4 separate regions of the Mus musculus genome follow, and regions 2, 3 and 4 are each linked to region 1. Evidence: chromatin loops called from intact Hi-C (ENCODE). Cell type or tissue: left cerebral cortex. All regions are shown on one strand.

What was found. Peaks named below come from ENCODE experiments on the same cell type or tissue, not always from the same donor. Only the 100,000 strongest peaks of a DNase experiment are listed, where the experiment ranks them.
Region 2: it touches region 1 in a loop (2.2-fold over the local background); 2 of 42 quality-filtered maps call a loop at or near these places.
Region 3: it touches region 1 in a loop (5-fold over the local background); 2 of 42 quality-filtered maps call a loop at or near these places.
Region 4: it touches region 1 in a loop (5-fold over the local background); 2 of 42 quality-filtered maps call a loop at or near these places.

Annotation. Positions count from the first base shown.
Region 1 is chr12:58,425,740-58,433,739 of GRCm38, forward strand. No RefSeq gene overlaps it. Among named protein-coding and RNA genes, the nearest start is that of Gm30687, 7.2 kb to the right of the region's middle. In left cerebral cortex, no CTCF peak of the experiment used is centred here; DNase peaks (open chromatin) are centred at 643, 1,296, 4,427 and 4,713; H3K27ac peaks cover 3,088 bases.
Region 2 is chr12:58,616,063-58,624,062 of GRCm38, forward strand. All of the region lies in intron 1 of Gm30687 (a long non-coding RNA gene), which reads left to right. Among named protein-coding and RNA genes, the nearest start is that of Gm40427, 100 kb to the left of the region's middle. In left cerebral cortex, no CTCF peak of the experiment used is centred here; DNase peaks (open chromatin) are centred at 3,835, 4,074, 4,369 and 6,395.
Region 3 is chr12:58,508,065-58,516,064 of GRCm38, forward strand. The region is part of intron 1 of Gm30687 (a long non-coding RNA gene); the gene reads left to right. It overlaps Gm40427 (a long non-coding RNA gene), which reads right to left. Exons shown (of 3, transcript XR_872781.2): 3 at 1-1,453. Among named protein-coding and RNA genes, the nearest start is that of Gm40427, 6.2 kb to the right of the region's middle. In left cerebral cortex, no CTCF peak of the experiment used is centred here; DNase peaks (open chromatin) are centred at 4,728, 4,876, 6,095 and 6,494; H3K27ac peaks cover 2,140 bases.
Region 4 is chr12:58,798,097-58,806,096 of GRCm38, forward strand. No RefSeq gene overlaps it. Among named protein-coding and RNA genes, the nearest start is that of Sec23a, 210 kb to the right of the region's middle. In left cerebral cortex, a CTCF peak has its summit at 4,528 (motif pointing left); a DNase peak (open chromatin) is centred at 4,504.

The DNA of each region.
Region 1 (8,000 bases):
GTAAAATGTCTCAGGGGGCAGGGAACAAATGAGGGTTAAAGTTAGCATGCCTTAGCTGTAAACCTGTTCATAAAGGAGGCCAATGTAAAGAGTAGATGACTAAGTATATTTCAAGTCAATCACTGAGAAACATAGACTGAACAATTCTAGGTGGGCTAGAGATAGTAAAAAGAATTTGTCTAATTGGCAGACATTTTCTGGACTTGATCTCCAGCCCTCAGGGGGCGGGGAAGGGACATACTTTCTTCTACAATTAAAACAGAAGACGTGACAAAATATGATGCCAGATTCAAGAACATTTTTGTAAGTCAATAAATTGATTTTTCCATGAAAATAAGGCTTCTTATGAGGCATAACGCCAAAGCTAACAACACTGTCTGCCAAACAGACTCATTTGCAACAAAATCCCAGTGTCCAGACAGCACTGTGAACCCAGAGCTCTGAAACCCAGACAGCACACACTGTGAGCCCAGAGCACTGTGAGCCCAGAGCACCATGAGTCCAGAGCTCACTGTGAGATGCTTAGTGAAGGTTCCATTCCACCCCAAAGTGCCCTGCCGCCTAGAGAAAAGCAGAGAGGCCTTACAGCCCCAGTGAGCTATGTTAGATTCTAGTTCACAAGCTGTGTCTCTCAAAAAATCTGCTGAAGTGTTTTTTCTTCCATTACAAGCATTAAAAATACTTTGGAGATTTATCACTTCCTGTAGAGTTAGCACCAAGGAAGCTAAGAGCTCCCCACAAGAGTGTGCTGGGCCCCACTTTCCCTGTCTGTCCACTGACCAGAGATCATGTGAGACTGACAGCTGAGTCAGAGGTATAAGAAGACAAATGGTGATCTTCCGTGACAGAAATCGCTTTCCCATCCCCTAGGCAGCCCCCGCACTCCATTTGTGTTAGGTCTTTGCCTGTCCTCATGGTTATAAGAAGCCTGGGCCAAGCAGCCCAGGAACAGAAGTAGTGCAGGTCAGCGTCTCATGGAAAGGGGCGACAGACAGAAAAGATGCATTAGAGCAATGAAGAATATGGATTTTGATTAGTCTGACCATATTTTTAACTAAAATTATGATAAAATCCAACTAAGAGTCTATCCTTGCGTACAGTAATACTACTGTGACTCCTCTTGGCTTTCAGACTTGGCCTCAGATACACGCATTAGAACCCTGATGGCACACTCGGTGCTATTCAAGGACACTCCATGTAGGAAGGGTGCTTTACCGCAAATACATTTTAGAGATTTGGATTATGCATGAAATGTGGAACATAAGGTAATAAAATGCAAAATACCATCCATCCTCTGAGTTCATTTAAAAATTCCATGGCCAGAAAAAGAGTTGCATCAGATTCAGTGCAGAGTCTCTCCACCCCCAAGGTGAATGCTTTTTCTAAGGCGACACGGGGGCTCTGAGAGGAATGAACCATTTGAAATGAAAATGCCCCCAGGGAAATGATGAAGAATGAGTGTTAAAATAAAAATGTTCTCAGCTCTCTCTCTCCCTTTGGTGTAAGACAGGATTCTATAAGCTCTGCCCCCTGACCATTATAAATAAATACACAGAGACGAAGTCACTGTCATACAGATGAGAACTGCTGTTTTCCCTATCCTGATTCATCTGATTCTCATCCCCCAAATAAAATAACCAACTAATTTAAAAAATATTACTTTTTGTAATAACAGGATTGTACAAAATCCTTATGATGTCCCTATCCAACCAACACAGTAGGCTTTCAATAGCTAACGTGCATGGAATGGCACAAATAAAGTTTATACTCTAACCTTCTTTAGGAGTTATGACTACCAAAACCCAGGCAAATGGAAAGCTTGATTCTGCTGACAGTTTAAAACTGTGGGGTTACAGAGGATGCCACACAGACGATTGTGTGTCCTACAAGTGATAACGTGGATATCCAGTGTTTATGAAAATGACAGGACCTTTCTTGGCTCTTGGATGTACTTTGAAGTCAGAAGCCAAGGTGCTTAATGAACATTGTCATGTAAACTTTCACTGACCAGTGGCCTCCAGGTTATGAAGTTCATGGATTATGGATCTTGGAGTTAATAAGACGTGGCCAGCTTTGCTGGAGAAGGGATGAGCTGGTCAGTCCAGTTTCCATTTCAGGTGTCCAGTTGCCCTACAGGTTCAGTCACATACTCAGTGTGGTTCCCAGGAAAGAGGGACTCCTTTAGGGGGAAGAGATAAGGGAAAACCTTGCTTCTGGCATCCCTCACCTCTGGCTAGGGCAGAAGCAAAGGCGTTTTGTCTTAAATATTTCTGGCATCTTTATCCTCTGGCCAAAACAAGGCTGGCCATCCAGGCTGGAAAATAGAGGAAAAACAAAGAAACAAACAAACAACCCTTCATTTTTGAGTCTTTACCCTAAAACTGCCTGGCTATTTTCTGTCTTATCCTTATTATAAAGAACTTCTCTTCTGGCTGCCAGTCTCACAGGGGATGCAACTCCAGCCCCTCAGGCCCACCCAAAGGAGGATTCATTTTAGATCTTGAAAAGGAGTATTAGTTTGTCCTTCTCCAGTAGTACCCACAGAGGGCTTCTCACCCCAAGACACTTAGTTTGGTTCAGAGCTTCATGGGAGCCTAAGGAAGTGCATGGATCCTAAGTAAACTACTCCAGCCTTACTATGGCCTCATTCTTGCCTATTTCCCTGTTTATTGAAGGGCATTATCTATCTCTAGGTGTGATATTAAGGGTTAATCTTGATTATCAATTTGATAGAATTTAGACTCATTATGGGCACACACTCCTGGGTGATTGTTTTCAGAACAGTTTAACTGATGGTAAAATACATTCAATATACGGATGGAACCATTGCACAAGCTTGAGGCCCAAACTGCTTAGAATCAAGAAAGAGGGTGGAACATCAGCACTGATCTCCAATTGCTTCCTGACTACACACACAATGTGACCAGCCATCCTCTGTATCCTTCACCATACCTGCTCTCTCCACCGTGATGAACTGAAACCTCAAATACTACAACAATAATGATGAGAAAAGTCACTGACACACTGAGTCTCAGTCTGGGAAATTGGAACTTGGTAATTGATTTCAACATCACTTGCTGCTATAGAACACTGTTTTCTGAGCACAACAGACATCACCATCTCAACGAGAGCAGCGGTGACTACCCACAAGAGACCCTCAAGATTAAGCCTATTGGTGTTCACTTACAAAAGATCGGGGTGGGGATGGTCATTAGACAGGCATCTGAGATTCAAGCCACCCACTCCTTCCTACACATTCCTCCAAGCTGTAGGTGTACATAAATTTCCTTTTTTTTTTTCTTTTTTGATTGCACTGATCTTATAGACTCATGAGATGATATAGTCTGCAGAGTGCACAAGGTCAGATGAAGAGCAAAGGATTTCTTCTATGTAGCTGAGGGCACTCAACAGGCATGATGGGGTAGAAAGCTTTGGGTCATCTATACTATAAATAAACCCTCAAAGATGCTAAGTCACCTTGCCTAGTTGTAAAGGCCCTGCTGTCAATTGTATGGAACACACGGGTGTCTAGGACTGATCTATTCCAGAAGGTGAAGCATTGAATTGGTCAAGAAGAAAGACACCAAAGAAGAAGTGTAGCTGATGTACCATGCCTCGTGCACATGCTGCACCATGCCTAGTAAACCTGATGCACCATCCATAGTGCACAGGAAACAGCTCTGCTTCCCTCACTCCACAGCATCTGCCTTTGAAAAGGAGCTGCGGTCTTGAAATAAGGAATGGGCAAGAGAAAAAGCAAGAGGGGAATGGACCAGAAAAAGAAAGAACAAAGGAAGATGAGAGAGCCAAGGAGACACAAAGGGGGCATGGTGGGTAGGAACTGAAAGAGATGAGGAAAAAAAATCTTCAATAGAAGCCAACTAATAGACAAGGAAAAGGGCCACGTCTATTCCCAACAGAATGAGACTGATCAGAGGAAAGTGTTAGTAGATTGTCACAGTGTTCTGCCTCATGCTACATAAAATATTAGGGACAGGACAGCTGATATTTAAATGCTTAATAGATTCTCAGTCTTCCAAAGCATGGAAAGAGCAGTGCCCCATGATGCACGCACATAAATAAATTAGGGAAACTATATGGTGTTCTGAGTGACTGGCTCTCAGTGAGGAGATAGAAAGGCGCCCTTGTCTCAGAGCCAGTGATCTTTGAAAAGGCGAGAGCTTTATGAGAAAATGCAAATGACTGATTCATGTGTATTTTTGGAGGGGGTATCTGGCATTTTAAAGAGTGTCTTGGTATTAAGAAGGCTAGACACAACATGAAAAATCATCCGCAAATGACCACGCTGGAGTAGAATGTTCTGACATTTTCCAAGAGCTCGTTTTTTTAGAACAATCGCTCTGTGTGTGCACTTCTGCAGAACTGCCCATGTTGCTGAAATCAAGCCCTTCTGGGATTCAATAGATGCACTATTTTTACACGTGCAAACTGTACAGGCTTTCTAAAATAAAACTGCTGGGCTAGAGACTCCATTATCCTACAACTTCCACAACTGAAAAATATCTTCTCTAGCTAGTAGCAGATTGCCAGCTGATGAAGGAATGAACAAATACAAAGGTATTGCTTTGATTTTTCAGAGCAGATCAAATATATATATATAGCCCTAGGAAGAAAACACTCCCAAGCCACTGCTTGTCCTGAATTTCTACCTACTTTGCTGTGGGATAGGGGTGGGAATGGTTCCAATCCATCCCTTTTCATAGTTGTTACTTACTAATTTGACTCACTGTGGGAGAATTCCAGTAGCAGATGTCATTCAGTTAGTGCCAGGTAAGGCTTTAAACATTTCATATGTCTTCACTCGCTGATAGACTGATTTTACCTGGCACCATCAAGGAGCGCTTGGACTCCTACTCCTAATTGGAATTTTAACAGTTATAGCTTCCTTCTAGGGTGACAAGAAATAAGATAGCAGAGAGAAACTAAGCTCATCTGTCAAGTCAGATCACACAAGTAGGTCAGAGCACACTGGCCCGAAGCCTTGGACAACTCAGGAGGCTGAGTGATTAAGATGCCTGATGCTGACATGTGAATGATCCCAAGGCTAGAAAGGGTGATATCTCCCTCAAGGCAGGGATTCCCAAAGGATGATCCATACAAGGGGGAAAAAAAAAGAAAAGAAACTTAAGCATTTGAGAATTAAAGACACTTCTATATTGTACTCCAACACACTTAGCTGGAGAATAATTTATAAAATATGTTCTAAAGCTTTTATAAATAAGCTCTCCCAAGGGTATGTCATGTAGGAAGCTATTGGTCTCAACCTACTAAGAAATCATTGCAGGGTTTCAATTAATGAATTAATTCTTAGTATGAAAGAGTTCTGATAAATCCATGAGGTATCTTGCTTGACTTTGGAAAGATGACAATATCTAGAACATTTTTAAAGAATGCCCTTACCTTAGGTATATGCTGGACACAGTAGATAGAGAAATCAAGAAATCTTCATTCCCATAACAACTAAAACAGAAAAGTTATAACTACTTCAATAATTCTAGTTATTCAAAGAAAAAGAAAACATGAACACTATTTGCCTTATTATCAGCAAATGCATGGGCTTTTTTAGAAAAAATTCCTTGCTGTAGAATTTTCTTAAGCCACAGACCTTTATAGCCACACACAGGATATGTACATCACAGTTTAAATGTATATTTTCAATGTGATAAATGTAATTTTTCTTTCATTGAAAGTTTGTCCTAACATTCTTATTCTGCTAGATTAGACTAAGGTCCGTGCTCTTCAAGATCTTCTCTGCTGTTTATAAAACAAACATTCACTGTGGTATGTATACCTGTCCTCACTGCTTCTAAATATACACTCTAAAGAGTAGAGGAGACAATACAGGCATCTAGTCGATGCACAGAGGATGGCTAGAATTTGAATGGAAGTCAATTGTACAAATTTTCTGCTGTCCCCTCAGAGGAATGAGAAGAAATTGCCATTGGAGTCAAATCTCTAGTTTCTTAGCAGCCGTGCTTCACTGTGACCACTGAAGGAAGGTTCTGAACGGTGGCGGCTCACTGCCATCCCAGGACTGTGTTCCTACAGGGACTCAGCAGCAGAACACTAGAGCTATTTCCTCTCCAAACATCAGGAATTGATGTCCCTTCTCCTGGGGTTTCTATCGGCTTTTATTACAGTGGTGATGTGATGGGTAGCGCTAGCCTTGCAGTGTGATGGGCAGATGAAATACATTTCTAATAAACGAGAATCTAGTTGGGCTAGAGATATTTTAAATTTACCCAGTAAATACTTGTTTACTTAGAATTATGTTCCTGTTAATGGTGTCAGCCGCAATCAAGCGATACAAGAGATACCAAACATCAGTATAAGATCATTTCAAGCTAATTTGTTTTTCTAAATTTTCTAATGACCTTTACTATAGAATAACTTTCCTTCAAGAAAATTATGGAATGCTTTATTTTATCACAGAAATTTAATGGGCACAAACTACTGGTGCAACAAACAGGAACAGCTTGGTTAAAATAAAAATAATAGGAAAAAAATTTTCCTGTTTTTCTAACACAAGCTAAAACTAAGATTAGTGCAACTATATAAAATACAAGATGCCTTGAGCAATGGACTTAACTTTTTAAATAAAACCTTCTACTGTGCACAACATACTGCTTTCCAGAGAGCTAGGTTTTCAAGCTGATCTTTTTTCACCATCAAGAGTAACAGTATAGCACTTGATTAAAAAATATTTGGTCCTTGTCTTAAGCATGTAAAGTTATAACAGGGATGTAGTCACCCAAATATCCATAGGGTAAAATTAAAGTAAGAGATTCAAATAGAATCAGATATACGAACCTGCAACAGCAGACAGATTCTTGAGAAATTTTGACTGGATGCTCTGAATGTTTCCAAACCAGACTGGAATGAAGCTATTCATGGCAGTACCAAGAGTTGAACAAATGGGAATGACCCATCTGTAAGGGAGTAAATAGATTTACTTCATATTACCTATTCACACCTAGAGGAGAAAACGGAATTTAAAATATATCTACATTGTTATATCTCAATGAAAAAATGCTGGATGAAACAACCAGAGAAACTGTAAATCACATACATGTAGAATTCTATAAGTTTAACACATGTATACAACACACAAGTTAGTTAAGTATTTGTTCCGTGTCTTTAATCCTAGCACTCAGGGGGCTGAGGCAGAGGGATTGTGAGTTTGAAGCCAACCTGGGTTACATAGAAAGAGCCTCTGTCAAACATCTGCAATATTTAAACATATTGTTTATAAAGAGTGACAGAAAAAAAGGGTGGCATGCAATAATATCAGGAGCACATACTCCAACTCTGGCATAGTGATTATCTGTGGAGTGAAATAAAACTGAATTGCATTTCAGTTGTGATTACAAGGCATTGCTTTGCCAGGGAGATAAAATGCACCTGTGACAAATTGTTAAACAGATGTTAAATCTGGAAAATAGCTAGATGGTGGATACTATTTTATTCTTGCTAGTCTGAAATATTATATGAAAAATTAAATGGAAGGAAATCAGTCAAATGTTTCCACCTGGCTTACTATGGTCAGACGGATATATTAGCCCGATGGAAGTAAAGCTGGGTTACATGCTAGTTTTACCACACTAGCTACTTAGTTATAACTTACAAAATACTTGTTCTCACATGTCTCCCCTCAATTTAAGGTAGGGCCCAGCCCAATCTCTATTGTGTTACCATACCATTTGTGACCTTGCCAACCCCATATAAAAATGTAAACACGGACCTGACAAGATAGATCAGCAGATAAAGAGACTTACCACCAAGTCTGAGAAACCTGAGTTTCTACCTGTGGTCTACATGGTGGGCTTAGAGAACTAATTCCAAAAAACTGTCCTCTGAATTCTGCATACTCATATAGATGTGAATATATGTGTACACATACACACACACACGCTGCAAATAAAAATACCCTATTGAATCTCAGTTTCCTGCTGTCTCAACTTTTATTAGTGTTCAAGTTA
Region 2 (8,000 bases), 190 kb after region 1:
TCCACAATCCTCCGTCTTCCACCCTTTGCTGTTCATCATAATGGTAGTTATAAAGAGCCGCATCCCTCTTCCCACAGGAATCATGCAGAAAATGCAGAATTCAAAAGTAGAGCTGATTCGCATTCTTCTACATGTTAACAACCAGTTGTGCCAGCACCATTTGTTGAAAATGCTGTCTTTCTTCCACTTGATGGTTTTAGCTCCCTTGTCAAAGATCAAGTGACCATAGGTGTGTGGATTCATTTCTGGGTCTTCAGTTCTATTAGCCTCCAAACGATGACACCATTGCATAAACTAGCAAGCGTTGGCTGAAAGGACCCTGATATAGCTGTCTCTTGTGAGACTAGGCCGGGGCCTAGCAAACACAGAAGTGGATGCTCACAGTCAGCTATTGGATGGAGCACAGGGCCCCCAATGGAGGAGCTAGAGAAAGTATCCAAGGAGCTAAAGAGATCTGCAACCCTGTAGGTGGAACAACATTATGAACTAACCAGTACCCCAGAGCTCTTGACTCTAGCTGCATATGTATCAAAAGAAGGCCTAGTCGGCCATCACTGGAAAGAGAGGCCCATTGGACACGCAAACTTTATATGCCCCAATACAGGGGAATGCCAGGGCCAAAAAATGGGAATGGGTGGGTAGGGAAGTGGGGGGGAGGGTATGGGGGACTTTTGGGATAGCATTCTAAATGTAATTGAGGAAAATACATAATAATAAAAAATATTTAAAAAAAGTAGAGCTGAGATGAGGAGTCCTTTAGGGTTGAACAACCTACATAGATTGCAGTTCTTGCTAAAGCCTCTGACACTAAACCCTATGCTCATCCCCAGAACTTTCGTAACAAAATGCCACCTGGGATACTTTACAACAGAAATATGTCCTCTAATATTTCTGGGAAGGAGAAGACTTAAACAGGGATATTTCCAACCCATACTCCTCCAAGGAACTCAAAGACTGCAAAGCTAGTCCTTACAGTGCCTCTCAGCACAGGATGGCTACAGGTGATCTTGACTATCCACCCATGGTCTTCTATGTGCATTTAGCAATGTGCTCCGCAGTTAACCCAGGAGTTCTACATATGTCATCCTACTGGATGTTCATACTTAGCTGTTCAAGTAGTAACATTTTCATGGCCCATAGTCACATAGTCTGGGCATTCCAGGGTCCAATTCTGTGGTATACTATGCTATTTCCCTCTTCCCTCAAAGTAGTTCACACTGAACCTAAAATGTTTTCATGGCATTTTCCCTTGTAAGAAAACTATTACCAATTTCAATACCAGTGTTGAAAACTGTGGCATATGAGCCACTTTGAAGTTGAAGGGATGAGAAGCAATCACTTACATTTAGTGGAATTTTCAAATGTCTGCATAAGAGTAAAATACAACTTTAATTTTCAAGAGTTGGACAAAGACAACCATATTTATTGAAGGTTCAAAGCTTCAGTCAGAACAGAAAAGTCATGGAAAGGTGAGAAAGTGACTTTGTGGCAAAAGGGGAATCAGAGAAAGTAGAGAGAAAAGAAACATTAGTCAAGGACTTGGTAAGTTACAACCACTGACTCATGCCTTCTCAAGCAGACTATGGGTGTAGTACCTAACTGCTCTCTATGACAAGAATGTCAAGCCATATTCAAATACTGTCTTCAAACACACATACCATGATACCCTTAACCAGATGGTATTTATCCAAGAACATGACAGGGGAGAAACCAGTTGTGACATTCTGGATTGGAGCTGGTCTGACTTTCCTCCTGCCCATGTGCCACATGCCTCTCCTAGGGTAGTTCTCCACTCACACGATGTTCTTCTCTTCTTGTGTCTCGTTGCTTCCTTCTGGGAATGCCTCTACTCCACTCCTCCACTAAGAGAGCTGCTATTCACTCTAGAGGTAGCTTTCTTCTATGATGGCCTTAAATTAACCACTGTCTCCTAGCTATGTTTCTGAAGACTCAACTATTATTTTGTTTGATAACATTGTGATTGTTAGATCATACATTTGATTCCCTTCCCAGAAAGATAAGAGATTAAGAATTCTCTTTAGGTTACAAGAATAAAGCATGCTTTTAGTCACAGTTAAATATCAGGGAATTGAGATGAAACTCTCCCTCTTTGTAGTATGACTTTGCTTTCTCTCCTAACAAAAATATGTGGAAGTGTGTCTGTGTCTCTAAGATGGTGTCTTGTTCTTTGTACTGTCTCATCATTGTTTCACTTAACATTATATTTAACATAATATACTATCTAAAGTTAATGCACTTTTATTTAAATTATTTCTCTAATACCATGAGTTATGAAGATAAGGAAAAATAATTCAAACAGAATAATTGTTGGGTATAGTCAAACATTTATCTCTATGCTTTTCAGCAAACAAATTCAAATAAGAAAAGATGGTTTTACTATAATTAAAAATCAATCCAATTGCTCAAAAGGGAAATTGTCTTAGGTCATGTACTGAAGAAAAACTTATCACATGTTCCTCAAAGAGCAACAATTTAGCTCTAATGAGCACAGTGCCCAAAACATCATTACACCTTCCTGGGGTAGACTGACAATGTCCATCAGAGTCTTCGTTTCCTGTTCCTCACTCCATACCATAGGGCAGCAGTTGCAAATGATCAACTGGAAGAAGAAACATGTACTCTAAGGTCTAACGGGTTTACTCATAAGTGAGTATATATAAAAGTAACCGAAATCATGACCATGCATGCCCATGTGAAAAGCATTTACATACCAAAAAATAAGTGCAAAGTTTGGCTGCATTTGTGTGTATCTGAGCTTTTCAGGGAACAGTGCTTATGAAGATTTATTAGATTCTCAGACAAGCCTGTAGGGTAAAAATAACAGAAAGCACTAATGTGGGGGAGCACACCACCTGAGGATGCTCCCGGAGATGTATTCATTTATCTCTAGTAAGATTTTTGACATTCATTTGTTCACCCATATTGCCTTATTCTTTGACATAGATCCTGATGCCAGGCTGGGCTATGGATATCTGCCCAAATTCGTGTAGTGAAATCTGAATTCTTAACGTAGCAGTAATAGAGAATGCGACCTGTAGATGGAACTCCTCCAGGAGGGTACAAACCTTGAGAGTAAGATCAGTGTCTGTATGAAAAGAAACATAGATGACTTTCCTCATCATCATGTGAACATACAACCGAAAGACAGGTGTCTGTCAATTAGAAATGTGCCACCAACACTCAGTCACTTGACCTGCAGACACCTCAAGCTTTAGACTTCTTTGTCTCCAGAGCTGTGAAAAATCAACCCGTGTTGCTGAAGCCACCCAATCTATGGTGGCCTATAAAACAGCCTGTATTCAGCTGGAGAGAAGTGCCACATGAGCAGGAACGGGCAGGTACTCACAATGGCTGAGAGGACCTCCAAGTCAAATAGTTCTTTGCAGCTCTAACAGTAACCTGATCTGAAGAAACTTGAGGAGCCATCCAAGGATGGCTCCTGATTACAAAGTAGTAAGAAAGTATTCTGGGGTAAAGCCAAAACTGCCCTGAAGAAATCATTTGTAAACATCTCGAGTGAATGAATGATCAAGGCCTCAAAGTTCCTTACCATAGATCAAGATTACCATAATTTTAGTCGCTTTTATATCACTTGCCTACAGAAGTATGTCAGCCTATTCAATTATATATGTGTGTTCAATGGCGGCAGTTGGCAATATTGATATACATTTTCCTTTTAAATGGACTGATCACTCATTTAGCTGTCATTTCGCATCTGCCACCAGAAGAGAAAAGACAAATTGAGTCCATTTTTCAAACTCAGCAGACTTATTTATTTTGTTAAGCACAACATATTCATCTCTGCTAGTTTTCACATGGCAATGAGAGTCGAGCCATTTGAATGTAAAACTAATTAATGGAAATAACCTTTGAATTGCTAAACTGGCTGTCTGACATTGCTGATTAGATTATCATGGGAATAGCGAGTTGTGAAATGTGTTATTAAAATAAATCCAGACTTTCATTTTTATCCTTGGAGAAGGATTTAAGCAGCTTTCTAATTGAGAATTCTGTGTTGGGTAGTGGTGCTGTTTTTCTCGTCATTTATTTATGGTGTGTGTAAATGTAGCCCAACACCATGTGTTCTGTTCAGAAAGACAACTCAGAATGAGTTATCTTGAAAATTCTTTACTAGAGTTAGAAGGAAGAAACTTCAATACATTGGTTCTAATCAAGAGAAGGGGGACAGTGAAGGTCTATTTATTTAAAAAGGAAAAGGGGAAGGAGGGAGAGAAAGAAAGAAGGAAGGATGGAACAAACAAAAAAAACCTCAAATACCTACCAGTAACCCATACTTGTTCAGGAGTATGAACACCCTGTGCTGGCATGACCAATACACACAGTTCCAGAGCAGGACCTAAAAATGCATCAAGGGAGGACATTCAACAGCTGGCTTCCACCTTCTGTTCTGTTTTATTTCTTCCACCCTCTTTCCTTGACATGAAAATGTGAGGATTTTAATTTCTTTGCATTAAAAAATGGCATCTAAATGAATCCCACATTAATCTCTCTATATAATTAAGATCTCACTGTTGCTCAAAAGCTGTGAAAAAATATTTTATCAGAGAAGTCTAGGAGCTGGAGTCTGTGTCATCCTCTACAGTCAAAAGAATCAAAGATGCTGAGCTCTTGACCCCATTACCAGCCACTGCCAGAACACAATGATCCCTTTTAAAACACCTTCCAAATGTACAGAATTCTTTTTATTCTTTCTTTTTTACAAGAAAATATTCTGTGGTTAGCTAATCATTGTAAAACAATCTAAGAATTATTTTACATGTCCTAAGCAATGACTAGCCAATGTTGACATTCCATGAACAGTTCCGAAAAACCTTCAGTCATCCAAGGATTCAATGACATGGAACTTGATGGATGCTATTTTTGGTGCATTAGTAGACATCCTAGAGCCATGCACAGCTAGAGAATTATTCCTACAGAATTAATTGTGCATGAAATTTTCATAGCCCAGAGAAATAAAATTTACAGAAATCACTGATGTCAGTGTGAGCCATAAACATATTATCCAACTCTATGTCTTCATAGTCCCTCCCTCACCTGATTAAAATTCCATCACTGGGTTCTAGGCCAATCTTTATTAAAAATTCTGATATTTTGTTCATTATATATATATACTTTAGGATGCTCTACAGTAGTATGTTTCCACATAACTTTTTCTAGGAGGTCATTAGTGTTATATCTTTCCATATTTCCTCCTTTATTTTCCCTTTCCATCCCCCACCCCATTTCACCCTTCCTGATCCAATATTCTACTTTCCCCCCTTTTTAATAAGATCACTCTCCCATGACCACAGACTTTTTTCCTAACCTCTATGAGATTTCCAAATGACACACATGTATCTGAAGATTCAAAGCAAACATCTACATATGAGAGAAAACATGCATGCTTGTCCTTCTGGCTCTGGGTTCCCTCACTTATGATGATTGCTTCGAACTCCATATATTTATCTTCAGATTTCATTATTTAATTTTTCTTAATGCTGAACAATATTCCATGTAGGCTTAGATTTTTTTGAAAACTTACTTTAAGAAGGATTCTTAAATACATTAATCTCCTTAATATACCCGCAACCTAAGGTAGGGGAGGAAGATGGTTAATAGGACAAGGGGGATGTGGACCTACTTAGAAGTAGTTCTTTAGAGCTATTTCCACCTTTGTTATCAGGATATTAACAGTCCAGTCCAAAAACAGCAAACACTAATCAGTAGCAGTGGCTCCATCCAGAAGAAACCACAAGGCTCGACCAAACCTGCACAAGTCCATAGAGGAGGCAAGAAGCAGCTGGAAACCCATATGAAGTTTTTTTGGTGAACTTCTCTTTACAAAGTCATGACAAGTGAAGATCAGGGAAGGCCAGCAAAGCATTGCAAGGCAAACCAATGTCAGAGCATCCTCTCACTCTCTGTGGGGTTATATTTATATTTTTTTCTAAACATCACTTGTCCTCTCAAGTGTTTGTTCCAGGAAAAAAAAAATCACGTCCTTTCACAAGACAGCTTCCAGAAAAATACCTCATGCCTGTTCTCAGAGAAACATCCTTTCATGTGTCTGCTCCAACAAAACTTCTTCCACATGTCTGCATCAATAAAACATCCTGTCGTAGACAGCTTCCAGAAGACTATCACATGACACACCTGAGTCTCCCAAAAAACCAGAAATTTCCATCATGTAAATGTACCATATTTACATTATCTATTCACCAGTTGATGAATATCTATACGGTTCCCATTTTGTAACTATTGTGAATAGAGTAGCAATGAACATAGATGAGAAACTATTTCTGTAGTAAGATAAAGAGTCCCCTGGGCATATGCCTAAAACTGATAGAACTGGATCTTGTGGTAAACTTAATCTCAGCTCTTTGAGAACCTCCACATGATTTCTATAATGGATGCACTGAGTCATACTCCCAACAGCAGTGAATAAGAGCTCCTTCCCACTTCCCCAAAATCCATACTCTTTAGATCTATATCCCAATTTTAATGGGTTGTTTGGAGGTTGTTGGTTTCTTTATTTGTTTATTTGGTTTTGGTGTTTAGGTTTTGTTTCAGTTTTAGTTCTTTGTATATTCTGCACACTAATCCTCTGCCATATATAAGTGAAAAGATTGTCTCCCATTTTGTAGGGTGCCTCTTCAATTAAGTTTTCCTTTCAGTAACTAAATTTTTCTTAATCTTTATCTTTTTTAAGTTTCAGAATTTCAAGTCCATTAGGTTCTTTGGTTCATTTGGAATTTATTTGTGTGCAAAATAGGAAAGACGGATCAATTTTCATCCCTGTATATCCAGAACTTTGTGTTTAATTGTAATGCCTGTGTAATTAGGAAACTAGAAACGACCACTCTCAGAGAGGTCTTAAGAGCAGAGGATAGTAGCACATAGGTTAATATGAAGATAAAGAAGTAATATGAGGAGAAAGGTTTAAGTGGAGAGATGGGAAAGAGGGAAGGGCAGAGTAGAAGGTAAGGAGGGATAACTAACATTAAGGATATTTGTAAAAGCCACATGAATATATATGTGTATATATATATATATATATATATATATATATATGTAATACATTTACAAATGTGTGTGTGTGTGGGTTAAATTGAAATTACCCTACACAAAAGATAAGTTTCCTCCCAAGAAGCCATAGATTGCCAAAGTAAAAGCCCAGTGCAAGATGTTGGATCCTTCCCCTTGATTTAGTCATAAGTGTCCCAGAGACTACCAAAACAATGCAGGCTATTGCTATTTCCCCTTGTTGCACACCGAAACTTGATGATAAGATTCTACATGGAAGATACCACACACTTTGACCATAGAACATGAAAAAAATCAATTTTTTATTAAGCAGGAAGTTTTCTTCCTGCTAGCTTTCATAGTACCAGAAAGTGTTTTCTGGTCTACTCAGAGAAAATGTAAACAACGGTCCCATCTCTCTCTGAACTCTGAGCTTCAGTAATGACCAGAATGGATTCAATAGTAGCATGAATGTTATAGGGATAATGAAGCACTTTCTGATCAGATTTAAGGCCTGCATCATAGGAGGAAACACGTACCTGTTACTGTAAATCTGGCAAAAAAAAAAAATCCACATCTGTACATCAATACATAAGTGTATCTCTCAGACCTCGACAGGTTTTTTGTGCAGTGAATAGTGATTAATAGAGAAACCCATAACTGGTCAAAGTTCAAACAAACCTCTGTGGAGTTCTCAGCCACAAATGAGATATCTATATTACCCCCCAATACCTCCCTAGGCTCAAGAACTATTGTGGAAGAGGGAACAGAAAGATTGTAAGATCCTGAGTTCAGGTTTGATTAGATCAAAAAATGTCTTCCAAATGTGGCAGGACCACCATGTTCATGAGCTCACACAAGCTGTGGTATCTGCACACACACACAAAAATCAATGTACTTCAATTTTGTAGTCTGGAGGGGCTAGGAACTTACGAGCTCCCACACCTAACTTAAGA
Region 3 (8,000 bases), 82 kb after region 1:
CTCTAGATCCACATGCCTCCCTAAGATGCTGAAAATAGACGGCCTCGAACCAACTTTCTAAGCTCACCTTGATGAAGGTTTTAGAACACTTACCTGTCCATTTTCTCAAACAAGCACAAAGCCCTTTTCAAAATACATAAGCTGCTAAATCATGTCTTAAGTGTTATCTTCATTATACTTGTGAAATAATATGAGCTCAAGGGATGTCAGAATCACCAGCCATTGCTGGGTATGTTGAATGTATGCCCAGCAATCCAGCCCTTCCTTCTTCTAAGCATTAGCTTCAGAACTTGAATCTCTGAAACTAAAAGCTGTCTTTACTCTGAAGGCCTCTTGCCTGGTCCGTATATCATGTCCTATATCTAGGGAAGGAGCTTCACAAATACTGCCCCTACCACCTACCACAGGATTCTGCTTCCAGGTCCCTTTCACCTCGTTAATAATTCTTTAGCAGAGGGACTTTAAAGATCAGCTGAAATTCTCCTATTCAAATTATTGTTTTGAAATATAACAGCACTATATTTGATTGAAAACACAACAGAAAATGCAATGTCTCTCTTTTTTTTTCTTGTCCAGACTGCATAATTTCCCAATAGTTTTCAAAAACAGCCTCATCAAAATTCACTGTTTTACTCCAAGAATCCATGCAAAGAAAGTTCTCAGCAATGGCCTCAAAATGTTTTGGTGCCTGTATTAGTTCTCTAAAGTCAGAGAACACATGAAATGCATATATATATATATACATTGGAATGACTTAGAGGCTGCAGTCTAACTAATCTAACAGTGGTTAGTTGTGAATGGAAAGTCCAAGAATCTAGTAGTTGCTCAGTGCCACAAAGCTGGATGCATCTCGGCTGGTCTTCTGTATAATGCCAGAGTCCCAAAGAAGTGGATTCCAATGCCAGTGAAGGTATGGATGTGCTAGCAAGGGCATTCAGACAAAGAGTGAATGCTTCCTTCTTCCATTCCGTATATAGGCTTTTAACCAGATTAAAGGTATGTCTTCCAGCCACAAGATCCAGATCAAAGGTTTGTCTTCCTACCCCAAAGGCTTAGACTAGAAGTGGATTCACCCTCTTCAAACCAAGTAGAATGTAGCTCACAGGTATATCTATTTATGGCTTGGAGTGCATTCCAGATACAGTCAAGTTGACAACCAAGAATAGCCATTGCAGCGATCATCCCAGAATTCTTATCAGACCATAAGGCAAATCTTTGTTGGAGTTGTTAGAAAAAACTAGAAAATTGAGGCATGCAGCAAACATAAAATCCTGTCTAAGAATTACCATAAATAGCAGTAGTGGCTCATGTCTGTAATCCTAGCACTTGGTAGGCAGAAGCAGGAAGAACTCTGAATTTGAGGGCAATCAGCTCTACAATCTGTAGTGTCTTCGGGACTTTAGTAGCCATGTCACATACAGAAGACTGCATCTCATAGCCAGGTTAGCCAGGCCTACAAAGAGAAACCTTGTGTCAGAAAGTCAAAAAGAAAAAAGAATTCAAAAAAAAAAGAATTCCCATAAGTAAAAGTATAATACACTTGCTCATTTTCTGTCAATCAAATCTGATCATGGGTGTCATTACCCTCAAGTGTTACTGACACTCTTCTGCCTGGGCTGTTTTGGAATGTGGGGCTATGACCACCCTTTCATTTATATATTGTTCACAGTGATTTATTCTGTGAGGCCCAGCACACATGGTCCCTGTGAGTCAGACAGCTTCACAGACAATGTATACTTCCCATGTAGAGTCCAGGAGTTGCTACCCCAGAGTCTCTTCTACTCCAGTATCCAATTGCATAAACTTGTTTTCACAAAATGAATCCATACAATCCAATGAAACAATGATATTTAGTACCTTTTTTAAAGTTTTTGACCTCATACAAGCATATGTGTTGTGATCATAGCTGCATGTGCCTTATGTTATATATCTACTGAGCCTGCTTAGCTTGTCTTTCTCGCACATACTCTTTCTCCTCCTTTCATGACTTTCTTCCTGCCCCACATAGGCCTTCTACAGATGGTCAGGGCTTTAGTATCTTCAGGACTTTAGTAGCCATGTCACATACAGAAGACTGTATCTCATAGCACTCCTTCCTATTGCCTAGCTCTTCCAGTCTTTCCATCACAGCTTCTGTGATGTGCCCTGAACTTCAGACAGGGTGAGAGAGCTATCCCACTCAGGACAGAACTCTCAGTTGGCACTTATTCTAACACTTTGACCAGTTAGCATTCTCTTTTAATCATTTTTCACTGTAATTAATACTTATAATATTCTAAATAAGGTCTGGCTTTAGGCAAAACAGGGGGAGGCTAGAAATTTTGTATGGCAATGACTACAATAAAAGCCATCACCAAAGCAAGTCAATTTAGGTTATCTGTTAGAGACAGAAAAGAAAAGGATGGTAATATTTTTAGTATATTATCTATCAACATTTTGAAAAGCCTATGCTTTCTCACTATTATTGTAACTCACTATAGACTATTAGATTTGGCTTTATGATATCTGTGCACGCACACACACACACACACACACACACACAAATATATATATATATATATATATATATATATATATATATATATATATATTCAGTTAGCAAGTTTATAGAGGCAGACAATATAACAAATTCTTCTTAATACCTTAAAACAGTCAGTAATAGTCTTTGGTAACTGCCTGAAGTTTAAAAAAATGAATGTTTATAAGGCAATGACTGTGCTATTTCAACTGTTAAATATGGATGATAGTTCCAAACAGGAAGAAAATGAGGACTAGACCAGGAACAGTTATTTAGGGTTATCAGCTCGCTCACGGGGACCATGCTCTTGTTTCAAAGCTATCGGAGAAACCAATTGTCACTTTTATTTCCCCAAGTGAATGGTATTGTCTGATTGTCTCAGCCTTATGAGAATAAGCTCTGGTTTGATAAGCCCGGCCATGAGAGGCCCTGCAAGTCCCTTCCCACACCAAGACCTGACCAACAAAAAGATATTGGACAGTAGTAATACGTGAGTATATACCCATATGTGAGTATATACCCATATGTGAGTATATACCCATATATGAGTATATACAGACCCATAGATGAATACAGAATCTCAGGTTGCTTGCGGTTGGATTTTTGGAATAAATTTGTATGTGTAGCTCACCTTAGTGAAGATAGTAAAACCTTGGTTTAGAGAGAACTAAGATTGGTTTCATTTTCAAATTAAGTGATGAGCAACAGGAGAGAATTGTTCATAGAAACATGAAATTCCCTCAGGGTTTGAAGTTTAACATTTCTTCCTTAATCTCCAGAGCATAATTATTCTGGGTAGTCAGGGAAGTGCACAGGGGGACAAAATGGACTGTGCTGAGGCTTTTAAGACATGCAGTCACTATCATTAGTGGGTTTTGTTCTTCCTACATCTTACGCCCAATTTGTGCTGTCACGTTTCTAGATTAAGGCATTTCCTAAATATTCTAATGTCGAATAAAACCGTCACCATCATCAGCCTGTGGAAGTGAGAAAGATCAAATTGACGAGAAGTGTCAAAGTTCTGAGTTTTCAATTTTGATTATAGCAAGTAGTCCACCTCTGTGTATCACTTAATAGCTAAAGGTAACCTGTCAGTCACCTTCCTCATGTGTGCCAGCTTCAGAACGTATGTGTGTGAATGTTTCTGTGTGTGTGTGCCTACATGTGCGTACATATGTGGAGGTGTGATGAGTATGGTGTCTGCATGTGTGTGTGTGTAGGGGGTGTGAGGTGTGTGTGTGTGTGTGTGTGTGTGTGTGTGTGTGAGTGTGTGTGTGCATGGGTTTAATGGGATACAGAGCACGATTTGTGTATCTGGGGTTGTTGTGTTTGTGTGTATACCTGGGAGAGATGTGTCTGTCTGCACATGTGTGGGGAATGTTGTACTTGTTTGCTTATATGTATATATGTGGGGGTATTCATGTGGGTGGGGGATATGTATGTGTAGGGGGTATATGGATAGTGTGTGTGTGTGCATGTATATGTGTAGTGAGTGTGATGTGTGTATATGTGGGTATGTATATGTGGGTATGAATGTTTATAGAATATGTGGGAGAGTGGATTGAATTGAGTGTATGTGTGAGAGAGATGTATATGTGTGTATGTGGAAAGTGTGGTTTGTCTCTATGTATATGTGTGCATGTGGAGTTGCATATGTATATACGTGTGTGTGTGTGTGTGTGTGTGTGTGTGTGTGTGTGTGTGTGTTCTTAACTATCCCTTGGACAATTGATATTTGAGCTTTTTTAGCACATTCACTTGAGATGAAATCATTTTAGACAGCATTAAAATTCAAAGAAACATCAGTGTAAAATGAGCAACCTTCTTATGCTCCAGCAATGTCCTTTGGCCTGGGATGCAACTGTTCCCCCACTAAATAAACAGATTGCATGTTCTTTTTAATCTACTAAAACAGATTTTATATCATTTATTTGGCCATGGGTTAAATATGTAAATCCTTAAAGCATTCAACTCCCATGTCAAATACCCACATTTAAAACATATATATTAAATTTTAAGAAAATCTCTATTCAACCAGAACCTGTTAATCGACTTCTCTTAGAGCAAGTTTTAATGAGCACACATCGCTAGCCCTAACAGCATGCTGGGAACCAACAGTGTTAGCAAAGCTTGCAAAAGACTGAATTGTAGTGAGTAACTCATGCAGGAAAGAGATAGGATTGAAAATGAACACAAAAAGGGTTATGAGAAGAATGTGCGCCGCTTCTAAGTTGAGGAAGGATCAGGACAAAGCAGGAGAGCATAAATAATGAATTACTCTGAATTTCCCAACTCAAATTCAGGCTTATGAGCCGGATGCTGGCATTGCAGCCCCCTCCCCCTTCAGTGAGAACAAACCTCTCTAACAAAGTGGCAAAGAGCATACAGCAGCCCAACGCATGGCGTGATCATTAAGTCAATGAGCCAGCATTATAGAAGCAGCGTGCAGAAGTCAGCTGCTCCCAGCTCTCTGCTTTGCAGTACTCAGACACCGTTTTATTTCATTTGACTTCAGCATGGTGTTTCATTTTACTGTTACAAGGACAGTATTTTGAGATCAAATTCAAACTGTATCATATTCTCAAAAAAGGAAGATGCTGGAACAAAAAAAAAAATGCTGTTTTGGAATTTGACATTTTTTACTGATAACAAGTTGTCCCTGTACACAAGTTGTAAGGAAATCAAAACAATCAATCAACAAACACTACTACACACCCACCTAATAGAAAGCACTATGCTAACTAGAGTAGAGGATGAATACATTACTTTACCATCCTCTGATCCTTAAACTCTAATTCAAGATTGGCAAAATCTCCTGGAATACTTCTAATGACCAGGGACAGATATTTCTGAATTGTTTAACTCCTGTTTCTCAAGGTGACCTCGGAATTCTGGGGTTTTAAAATTATCACGAGATAAAGAAATATTTTTCACACTGATGACTCAGACGTTGCGACAGAATAAAGATTAAAGGAAACTATTAATAGGCACTATAAGATGCACTCCAAATGAATAACACAGGCATTAGGCGTTGTAGAATACCAAAAGAATAACTGCCCTTGTGGACAGAAGAAGTGCCCTTGCCAAGGCCCTTAGGTTGGGAGACTTAAGAGGACTGCTACCCATAAGGAGAATGGCAAGTACACTGAGAAGACATGACTGAGTGGCTGAGAGCAGTTCATCTGCATCTGAGCAGAGATAAATGAGGACCAGAGCAGCAAAGGGGATTTGAAAGGAAGCTTAGGGCTCAACGACAAAGGCCCCACCCAAATGCCACCTCTGGATGTTGGTCTTTCATTGAGTTCTATCTAGCACTGCTTTAACCCAGCGTCAGCTAGACCGGGTTTGGAAGTCCTGAGCTCTGAACTGGAGGGGTTTTGTTTGTTTGTTTGTTTGTTTATTCTAATTTGGCTCACTAACACCAATTCTGCCTTCTCTACTTTGATCTGTACCCCCAGGTTACTAACCTGGGACATGTACTCCCAGGCTTCCTCTTGCCTTCTAGCTTCAGTGCGGCTTTTGCAAGGCTCCAGAATAATATCAGAAGGCATAGAGAAAAACAGAGCAGATGTTTACAGCCCACATATCCTATCTGCCAGGCTGGGGCATAGGCAGCAGCTTGCTCATCTTCCTACATCTTGGCAGGTGTTTCCTTCCCATCATTGTACCTCTTGCAAAGTTTTAATATTTTCCCTTCCTTAAGATGATTTTCTTTCTCTCTCTCTCTCTCTCTCTCTCTCTCTCTCTCTCTCTCTCTCTGTCTCTCTCTCTTTCTTTCTCTCTCTCTCTCCTCTTTCTCCCCCCTCCCTCCCTCCCTCTACACACACATATACATAAATATATGCATGGTACAGCACTCTTTTCCTACTTGCTGTGATTTTTACTGTCTTCTATCAGTTAAACCCTTTAGTCTAGTCAGATCATTAGAAAATATCTCATTCTGTCTTCTTGTCAGGATTCTGACCTAAAAAAGTTCTACTTGAACTCGTGACTCTCCTGCCTCAGCCTCCTCATCGCTGGGAGAACAGATATACACATGTCCAGATCATTATCAAAGCAACGTTAATCACATATGGTGTATAAGTTTTCATTTAGTTTTAAACATCTGATAGATTTTTGTAGCAAAACATCACATTATCCTCTATAAATACTTAAGTATAATGTTTTATGCATAGCTAAAAATAAATTCAAATTTTACAAAAGTAACAAAGACTTCTACACCAAGAATTCATTCTTTCTGCATTTCTATTTTTCCAACATGTGTGTGTAGCCTGTGATCATCTTAAGGTAGAGTTGAGGTTGGTAGTAGAGACCCATTTTGACCAGGAGGAAATCCATAAGTGAAGAAGAGCATATGCCCCAGGCACAATGGCTCATTCCTACTGATCTGTTTTTTCATGCTGACAGTATCTTTGGATCTGTACTTTTTTTTTCCGTTCCGAGTTCTACTAAAAGACGTTAGAAATGTAATGCCCAAAAGCCAGATATTATAATGACTTTTGGGTGTTCTTTAGCACAATAGAGAGCAGAAAGTTGGCCATCATGTTTGAATCTCCGGAACATCTTCAGAGCTTTATTAATCATTACTTGCTGATCTCTTATTTTGATATACATGTGCTCTTTGCAATCTATCTACTTATTGGAACTTACCTATTTATATTGTTAGAATCAAATGCTTTCATTAAGCTCACAATGGATATCAGGGCTAGATATGTCAGGGGAAAAATTCTTTAAGAGCCACAACAGGTTTTTACCAATCCCAAATTTTATCCCTTAGATATATAAACATATATTATATTTATTATATAAAATATATTTCCTATATAATATATAATATACGACATAAAATGTATACATTTTAAATGTTCAATTATATATAATTATATAATATTTGATATATAATATATAATATAATAGTGTATGTATTATATGATGTATATTATATGATTATATAATATATAAATGTATATTATATGTATTCCCTTGCCCTGTCAAGTTTTTGTTTAATGGGCTATATGTCATGCCTGTAACTCTGTTCCTACGTGTTTCACAAGAAAAATTGTCCAGTCCAATTTTTAAAGTTATTTATTTATAAGCACTTACTACCCTGGCTCTATTTTGTTTGTTCTGCTAGATGATATGACATTAGTGGGCATTACAATGAGTCATGCCTAAAGCTATTTTGAAGGGAGTCACTCCTCAGAAGTCAAATAAGTTGGTCTGCTAACTGTAAGTAGATTCAATTTACCAAGAAAGTACACTCCAAGAAAGAACTCCTAACTTTTTCATCCATGTTATGACTGATATCTTCTACCCTTCCCTTGACAAGTAATTTAATGCCAAAGCAGTGGACAGCAGTTAATACCAAGAAAACAACAATATCAGAATCAAAAGCGTGGAAAATTCTCTTTAGTCCCTGTTCTCTTCAGAGTAATGAAGTCCTTATATATCTTTGTAACTTTAAGCCAATGAGAACATGTGT
Region 4 (8,000 bases), 370 kb after region 1:
GTCAAGCGTGATCCCTGTGTGAGAGCTTGAGCAGTTGGTGTTTGACTAACAGAGAGGATGAAGCAAGTTTGGAAGGGGAAATAGAGAGTTCCGATTGAGCATGCGCATTTGGAAGGATTAAGACTGCCCTCGTGCACCTGGTGTACACTGCTGAGTTAGAGGTGAAAGCAGAGCCCTGAGCTGGGCCTGCACATTTAGAGATCTTGCGAGCCACAGGGAGAGCAGCTAGAAAGGAGTCCTCACACTCACAAAGAAGGGAGTCAGCCTTCCATGAGCCTCTGTCACTGCCAGAGCACCCCCAATGTGCAGGTTCTGAGCAGCCTGTCCCCCCAGCCTTCCAGGGAGGAGTGCTTCCTTGTTTTGCCACCTAGAAGTCTGTGTCTGCTGTGTGCATGCTCCCCTGTGTGTGACATCAAGGTTAGGCTGTCCACAGAGAATGAGCTGTGTGACCCACTGCTTTGCTCTTCCCTGAATAGTTCAGGAAATATTAGAGTTATTCCTCTTGAAATGTTTGCTAGAAGGTACAGGATAAAAGCCTTAATATATAGCTGGAGTTTTCTAAATTAGACAGCTTTTGAGTTACTTTAATAGTTACAGAAATACTCAAATTGCATCTCAATTATTGATTTAAAAAATGTTAAGTACTGACTAAACACAGTTCTTTTGAAAATAATATTGATACATGTATATGCTGTTTCTGAAGAGAGTTAACAGTGGGCAGAGTTGAACTGCTTTAAATTATTAAATTACAATTATTAAACTTGCATTTTCAGAATAGGCATTAAATTACTCCACTGGATAGCAGACCAAGAAATAAAATAAAATGAAAAGCAAGATTTAATTTTTACCTTGTACCAAACTGCATGTGTTCCTGCCTGGATTTGTTCAACCAAGATTTTTGAGTGTTACCAGTCACTACTAATAAGACCGTGACCCAGGGCAGGACGTAGCTCTGAGGCAGAGCACTTGCACACAGGCCTGAGTCTTATCTCAACCATGGTGGAGGGATCACCTTGCACTGGGACTGTTAGCATCATGGGCTTACTCTCCTGCACCGCTGCTAAGCCATGTATCTGGAAGGGCCACACAGGATAGAGAACATCCATACAGCAAACACTGATGACTTTCTGCGCCTCCTCTTCTTTCCCTTGTAGGAGACTGCTGAGTCTATACCCTCTGGGCAAGCATTTCACAAAACTGAGTGCGTGCCTGCTCGTGTTTCAGACCTCTTCGCAGCACAAGAGCATTCCCCAAGGGGGGTTGGTTTGGTTTGGTTTGGTTTGGTTTGGTTTGGTTTGGTGTGGCCCAGTTAGAGTAGGTATGGCCTTGTTGGAGTAGCTGTGTCACTGTGGGCATGGGCTTTAAGACCCTCACCCTAGCTGCCTGGAAGTCAGTATTCTGCTAGCAGCCTTCAGATGAATATACTGAACTCTCAGCTCCTCCTACATAATGCCTGCCTGGATGCTGCCATCCTCCCCCCTTGATGATAATGAACTGAACCTCTGAACCTGTAAGCCAGCCCCAACTAAATGTTGTCCTTTATAAGACTTACCTTGGTCATGGTGTCTGTTCACAACAGTAAAACCCTAACTAAGATATAATCCATCATGAAGAAAAGTCAAGGCAGGAACCTGGAAGCAAAAACTGAAGAGAGGGGCTGGAGAGATGGCTCAGCAGTTAAGAGCACTGCCTGCTCTTCCAAAAGTCCTGAGGTCAAATCCCAGCAACTACATGGTGTCTCACAACCATCTGTAATGAGATCTGATGCCTTCTTCTGGTGTATCTAAAGACAGCTACAGTATACTTACATATAATAATAAATAAATCTTTGAGCCAGAGCAAGTTGGGCCATATCGAGCAGAGGTCCTGAATTCAATTCCCAGCAACCACATGATAGCTCACAACCATCTGCACAGCTACAGTGTGCAGTAAATAAATAAATAAATAAATAAATAAATAAATAAATCTGAAGAAGGAGGAGGAAGAGGAGGAAAGAAATTGAGGAGTGCTGCTCTTTGGCTCCCCATAGTTTACTCTGCTTTCTGTTTTCTACAACTTATAGGGGCCAGGTCCTCAAATAGAAATCATTAATCAATACAATTCCCTACTGACTTTCAGTCAGGCAATTGGATGGAGATATTTTCTCCATTGAAGTTCCTTTTTCCAGATAAATCTAGCTTGTATCAAGTTGAAAGAAGAAGAAGAAGAAGAAGAAGAAGAAGAAGAAGAAGAAGAAGAAGAAGAAGAAGAAGAAGAAGGAGAAGGAGAAGGAGAAGGAGAAGGAGAAGGAGAAGGAGAAGGAGAAGGAGAAGGAGAAGGAGAAGGAGAAGGAGAAGGAGAAGGAGAAGGAGAAGGAGAAGGAGAAGGAGAAGGAGAAGGAGAAGGAGAAGGAGAAGGAGAAGGAGAAGAACCAGCTAGGATAGGCACAGTTTTCTGAGGATCCTGGGCTAGATCGATAACCAAGTATTATTGCACATTTTGGGTTGTTTCTCATATATGCTGCAGGCAGCTGTCTTGCTCATATGCTCACCATTACAATTACTGTCTCTCAAACATGTTTAATGCCATTGCTTCTTTCTGCACTCTTGCTTGCCTATTCAAACCCAATCATTTCTCATTCTTTCTTCCCTTTCCCACCCTCCAAAACAAAACAAAAACCAAAAAAAAAAAATCTCAATTGTGAAGTAGATGGACACACATTTAAAGACATAAGCACACATTTGAACATAGCCAAAAATAAACATTGATAATACTCTAGAAGCTACAACATGCCCAGTTCTGATGTAAGTTCCACTTCCCAGGAAAGAGAAGTTATTTCTTCAGGTAACTGACAAAGTCCATCAGTGCTTCATCAAAGTAACAGGTGCCTTGGAACTGTCCCCTCCTGACACTCTGCAGGGGCTGTCACTTACACTTAAACCCAAAATAAGGCCACAAATTTTACACAACTTAGAGCCAAAAGATTCCCCCATACATTCCATCTCTTTTGTCTAGAAAACAGCAAAACTACCAACCACCATAAGAAAAGGAAATGAAAGTTGCTTCTCACAGCAGAAGGTGCCTTAGATTTCAGTGTCTCCCTTGGGAACACACACCAATACAGGGAAGATTTAGAGCAACAGGTAACTGTCCAAATAGCAGCTTCAAGATGGATAACCCTGCCCAGATCTGCAATCAACTGACTCCTCCTCCTGAGAAGTACTTCTTTTTCCACTTTATCAGCAAAGTGTTTACAACATCATCACCAAGCCCAACTCCTGGGGTAGACTGACAGGTATTGATTTACCTTCCTGAGGACCACAGGCTTCAGTGAATCATACTTATTGGAAACTGAACTTTAAATACTCATAGCTCTAGAAATAAACTGTGAGGTTCAGACTGATTCTTTCTTTCTAGGCGATGGTGATTTACAAATGTCCACCAATTTTGACAATCAGGACATGAAGAGTGAAGAAGGTCTCTCTATCTTACCTTTCCCATGTTTGTCAAAAGAAATTCTCCCTCCCCTCCCCCACCCCTCTTTATGTGTTCCTGTGGTGAGAGAAAGTGAATGTGTGTGAGAGAATATATGTGTATAAGAAAGTGTGTGGGTGAGTGAATGTGCGTGAGAGAACATGTATATGAGAAAGAGTGTGTGTGTAAATGTGTGAGTGTGTGAATGCATATGTGTGCATGTGTGTGTGCATGTGTGTGAGCGAGTGTGTGTACATAAGAGAGTATTTGAGAAAATGTGAGTAAATGTATCTGAGAGAGAGAGAGAGAGAGAGAGAGAGAGAGAGTGTGTGTGTGTGTGTAAGGACAGGGAGTAGCCAACTGGAGCCACTGAAATACAAGGCAATGGGACCTGAACCGTCTGGGAAGTATCTGTGCTGATGGTTTCATCTAATGAATGTATCATATGTTGGCCACGTGTCCTAAGCCACAGCATAAGCTCCACTAACCATCGGCCTTTCTCGTTTTTATTGTGCAATTCTACTCTAGAAATTCAAGCTTACATTTTGGGGTAATAGAAAGCAAGATCACCAAACTTTGTATATCATCTTTGTCAAACCATTGCTCCTTTTTAACTGCTTTAGGAATTCTTCCATATCTCTGTCCTTATGTTCCTGGTCACTGCAAGCTCATTTCAAATGTGACTTCTCCAGGGAAATCGTATGGGTTCCCCAGGTCACAACAGAACCATCAACATCATTGTTGGCGTACACTTGGGAAACACGCCCCTTGTGTCTTTATTTCCCAGTGGTCTGCAGGGAGGATTTTCCCTTCGAGAGTGACGTTTCTACCGTGTGGCAATTATAAGCGACCAGTGAATTTTTATTAAATAATGTTTTTCATTTTTGCTCTGTTGCCCCAATCTTCTGATGGGAGGACTTCAAACTCATGACATTTCATGAGAGACTATAACTTTCCAGTAAAATTCTGTGCTTGCAGAATTGTGAGCTCTTACAGCAGCATTCAAAGCTCTGCCAACTGTTCCAGAGCATGTGACAAGACTGGGTTATGTCCTGGAAGTACAGCGCCCCCTGCTGGTAAGGTTTTCAGCAAGCACAGCTGTGGTGCCTACAGGGCAAAGAGCCCCTTTGTGTAGAAACCTTAATGCTTCTAACTCCCACACCTTGCTAGGCACCAGATCACCGCGTAGTCATAACTATTTACAGACGATCACATGTGAAAAATATTAACTTTCATTTTACAGTCCATGAAGATCAGATGGAATACCAGCCAGGCAATAATCTGGTATATCTGTGTCATTGGGAGGTGTTTGTTTGTTTGTTTGTTTGGGTTTTTTTTTAATATGGAGCACTGAGATGTTTGAAATTTTTGCTTCACTTTCATTAGGTTCATAACTTAAGGTATCATGCCACTAATTTTCATAAACACCCCATAACTATAGCGGAAAATATAGAACCTTAATTCCTGCAGGGTTTCCTGATCCTACATAAAGCAAAGAGCTTCAAACAAGTTATGTCACCATCTTCCATCTTACAAAATTATAAAAAAAAAAAACTCATTTACTCACCTAAACATAATAATATATTATGTTAAAACAGCATGGCACTGTGTGCCTGTATGCCTTTGCGTACAGGTAGATGGTTATGCATACATATAGGTGGTATGTCTCTAATGTTATGAATAACATATTTCATATTCATGTAACTACAAGACAAAAAGTCAAGTTTCTCCTAGCTATAAGGAACCTTATAATATTTAGTAAATAACATGTGGCGTCTGCAGGCACAAAATGAGATGCTTGGCCAACGTGGGGAACTGTGACTGAAAACTGAGAAGCAGCCATGTCTGGAGAAACTGATCAGAATCTCACTCTTAAGGAGAGTTTGGAGTGTGTCACAGTTTCATATCCTTATCCTGGACCACTTCTAGCCATCCAGAGCAGCCATTCCTTGACCACTTCTGTGTTGAAACTAACATCTTGTGAGAGGAGATGGAAATCTTTTTGGAATCTATTAACTTATTGGACCATTGGCTTCCACCAACCCAAAAGCTAAGAATGTCATGAGATAGCAAAGATCTGTGGCAAAGCTTCCCCTATCTCTCCGCCTTTCAGATGTTCCCACCAGGGTATTTTAAACTTGCCCTGACTCACGCCTCTGTTCTGTAAACTTTAAAACATCATGAAACAAACTGCTTCCACACTGGAACGTGGAATTTGAGGTAACCTAAATCTGCCTTCCTGGACCGCGGTCCCTCAAAGTGGCTCCAGAATAAACTCTTCTCTTACTCCATTTAAGAGACGAGTTGTGGGTTTTACAGCGACAGGAATAATCAAAATGCTAATGATTTTCTTGAGTGGATGGCCAATTTTTAAGCTACTCCTAGTTCAATTTTTGTATCATTTATCTGGTTTCTATTTTTTTTTTTAAATAACCACGAACTACATGGTAATGGGAAAAGAAAAAAAAAAAAAAAAAACGAAGAACAAAAATGTCATAGATAGTGTTGCCAAGGGAAACGGACATAGATAAGTCCTAAACTCAAAATTAAAACTATCCTGCCTTGCAAGTAAAAGGGGTGCCTTCGGATGCAAATGTCACAGAGAGAAGCCTATTCCCAGTTGCCAATTACAGGAAGAAACATGCTGAGCCCTAAGGCTGTCCTCCCTGGAGCCACAGCTCCGGTTGTCTCTCCCAGACAGGCCCTGTGAGTAATGGTTCAGCCTCATTAACCTGGCAATTAATGATTAAGCCTATCTGCTCTTCATTAGGAAGCCAGTGGAGTCTGTCCCACTGTTGTCCAGGAAATGGGACTTAACTGAATGGCTCCTTGAACTGTTCCCCACCCCACCCCCAAAATAAAAAACGGAAGCAACGCGGAGACCCTTGAGTACCCTAATGGTGCTCAAGGAAGGGGGAAATCGGCCCTAAGCATTTGGCAAAGAAAGCCCAGCAATTTTCTTTTTAATTATTGAGATAAAAGAGTGAGCTTGATTTCATTTAGCTGTTCAAATAGAAATCTATTTAAATATTTAAACAGAAAAGCCTTCCTGATCTATCATCCTGCCCTCCTGTAACAGCTACGGCCTTTCCACGGAGGTAAATTTTATAGCGGATTTGGTTTGGGAAACTTCTATTTTATGGGTTCGAAATTGATTTCCAGAGCCTTGAGTGGAGGAAAACACACACGCAGTTGTGTGTTTGCTCTGGGGGGTAAGTCCACACTGTCTGCAGTACAGCGAAATCTCCTGCTGGTAAACAGCGCAGGGTTTGGTGTTTGGATTGCTTCTCTTTTATTAGAGATGTGTTCCTGATAATCCCTTTCATGAACCATTAAGGGCCCAAACCTTCCCTGAATGTCTGGCCTTTGCTCCCTTCTCCCCGAGTTTCTTCCGGCACCATTTTCCTCTTCTCTTATTTGGGCAGATAAAATTCAACCGGAACACAACAAATATTTGTGATGTTGTGATGTGCCCCACCCCCCATGATTTAACTCCCTCGGCAGTGTCTCGGTCGGATCTGTACACAATCTTTCCACTCACATCTAAGACAAATCTCTTCTCTTTCTGGCTCCAAGAGTCAGGCCTCTTGGCGTACATCTGCAATCTCTTCCTCGACAAGAGAATCAGGAACTCAAGGGCATCCTCAGCTACGTAGCAAGTTCAAATCCAGCCTGGGTGACCTGGACTGGGTGATCTTAATTCATGTGACAACATCCCAATTTCACTAAAGAGAGAGGTGGGAGTGTTACATTTAACTCATCCGTCTCCACTCCTGACAGCTTTATTCTACCTAGAAGGGCCACCCATTTCTTTGTCCAGCACAACCCTTCAACCTTGAGATTCTAGCTCTACTGTCAATGAAAGCTGATGTCAACTGAAGTGACAGCCTGACAATTGCTCCCAGTTGCCTTGAGCCCCATTCTCTCACTTTATAGCACAATTTCTCATTTCTGTATTGTTTTCTTCCTTTAAACAACACTACCAAGGGAACAGACTGTCTCTGATCACAGTGTTCTCCATCCCTAGTGTTCATAAGTAATAAATGAATAGGGCAGCCCTTCAGGGCCCGATTTGTTTGTATACTTTCATGTGTACAATAAAGAAATGAACAGATTTAAAAGGACATTGTGTGAGCATCCTCGCTTTACCGCACCATGTGATAAAGTCGGAACTGAACAAATACTATTTTAATCAATACTCGGCTGAGTGGCATTTATTCATATTTCTGTAGAGAATAGTGTGAAAGCAGCAATTTTCACTTCCTGGTTCCTCCTGGATAAATCAACTTTTCAAAAAGAAAAGTAGGGTTTTGTTGGTTTTATGGTTGTGGTGGTGGTAGTGTTTTGTTTGTTGGTTGGTTGGTTTGTTTGTTTTCCTAGCAACTCAAACTCCTTTCACCAAATTCTGCTCAACCAAAACAAGCAGCTGGCTAAGAGTTCTTTCGTATCCACTCAAACTCCCTCATCCCAAACAAATGTGGGGTTTTTTTTTCCCCTTGCTCTGCTGTGAGCTTCCCAGTGTCTCTTCCATACACATGTGCCAAAGA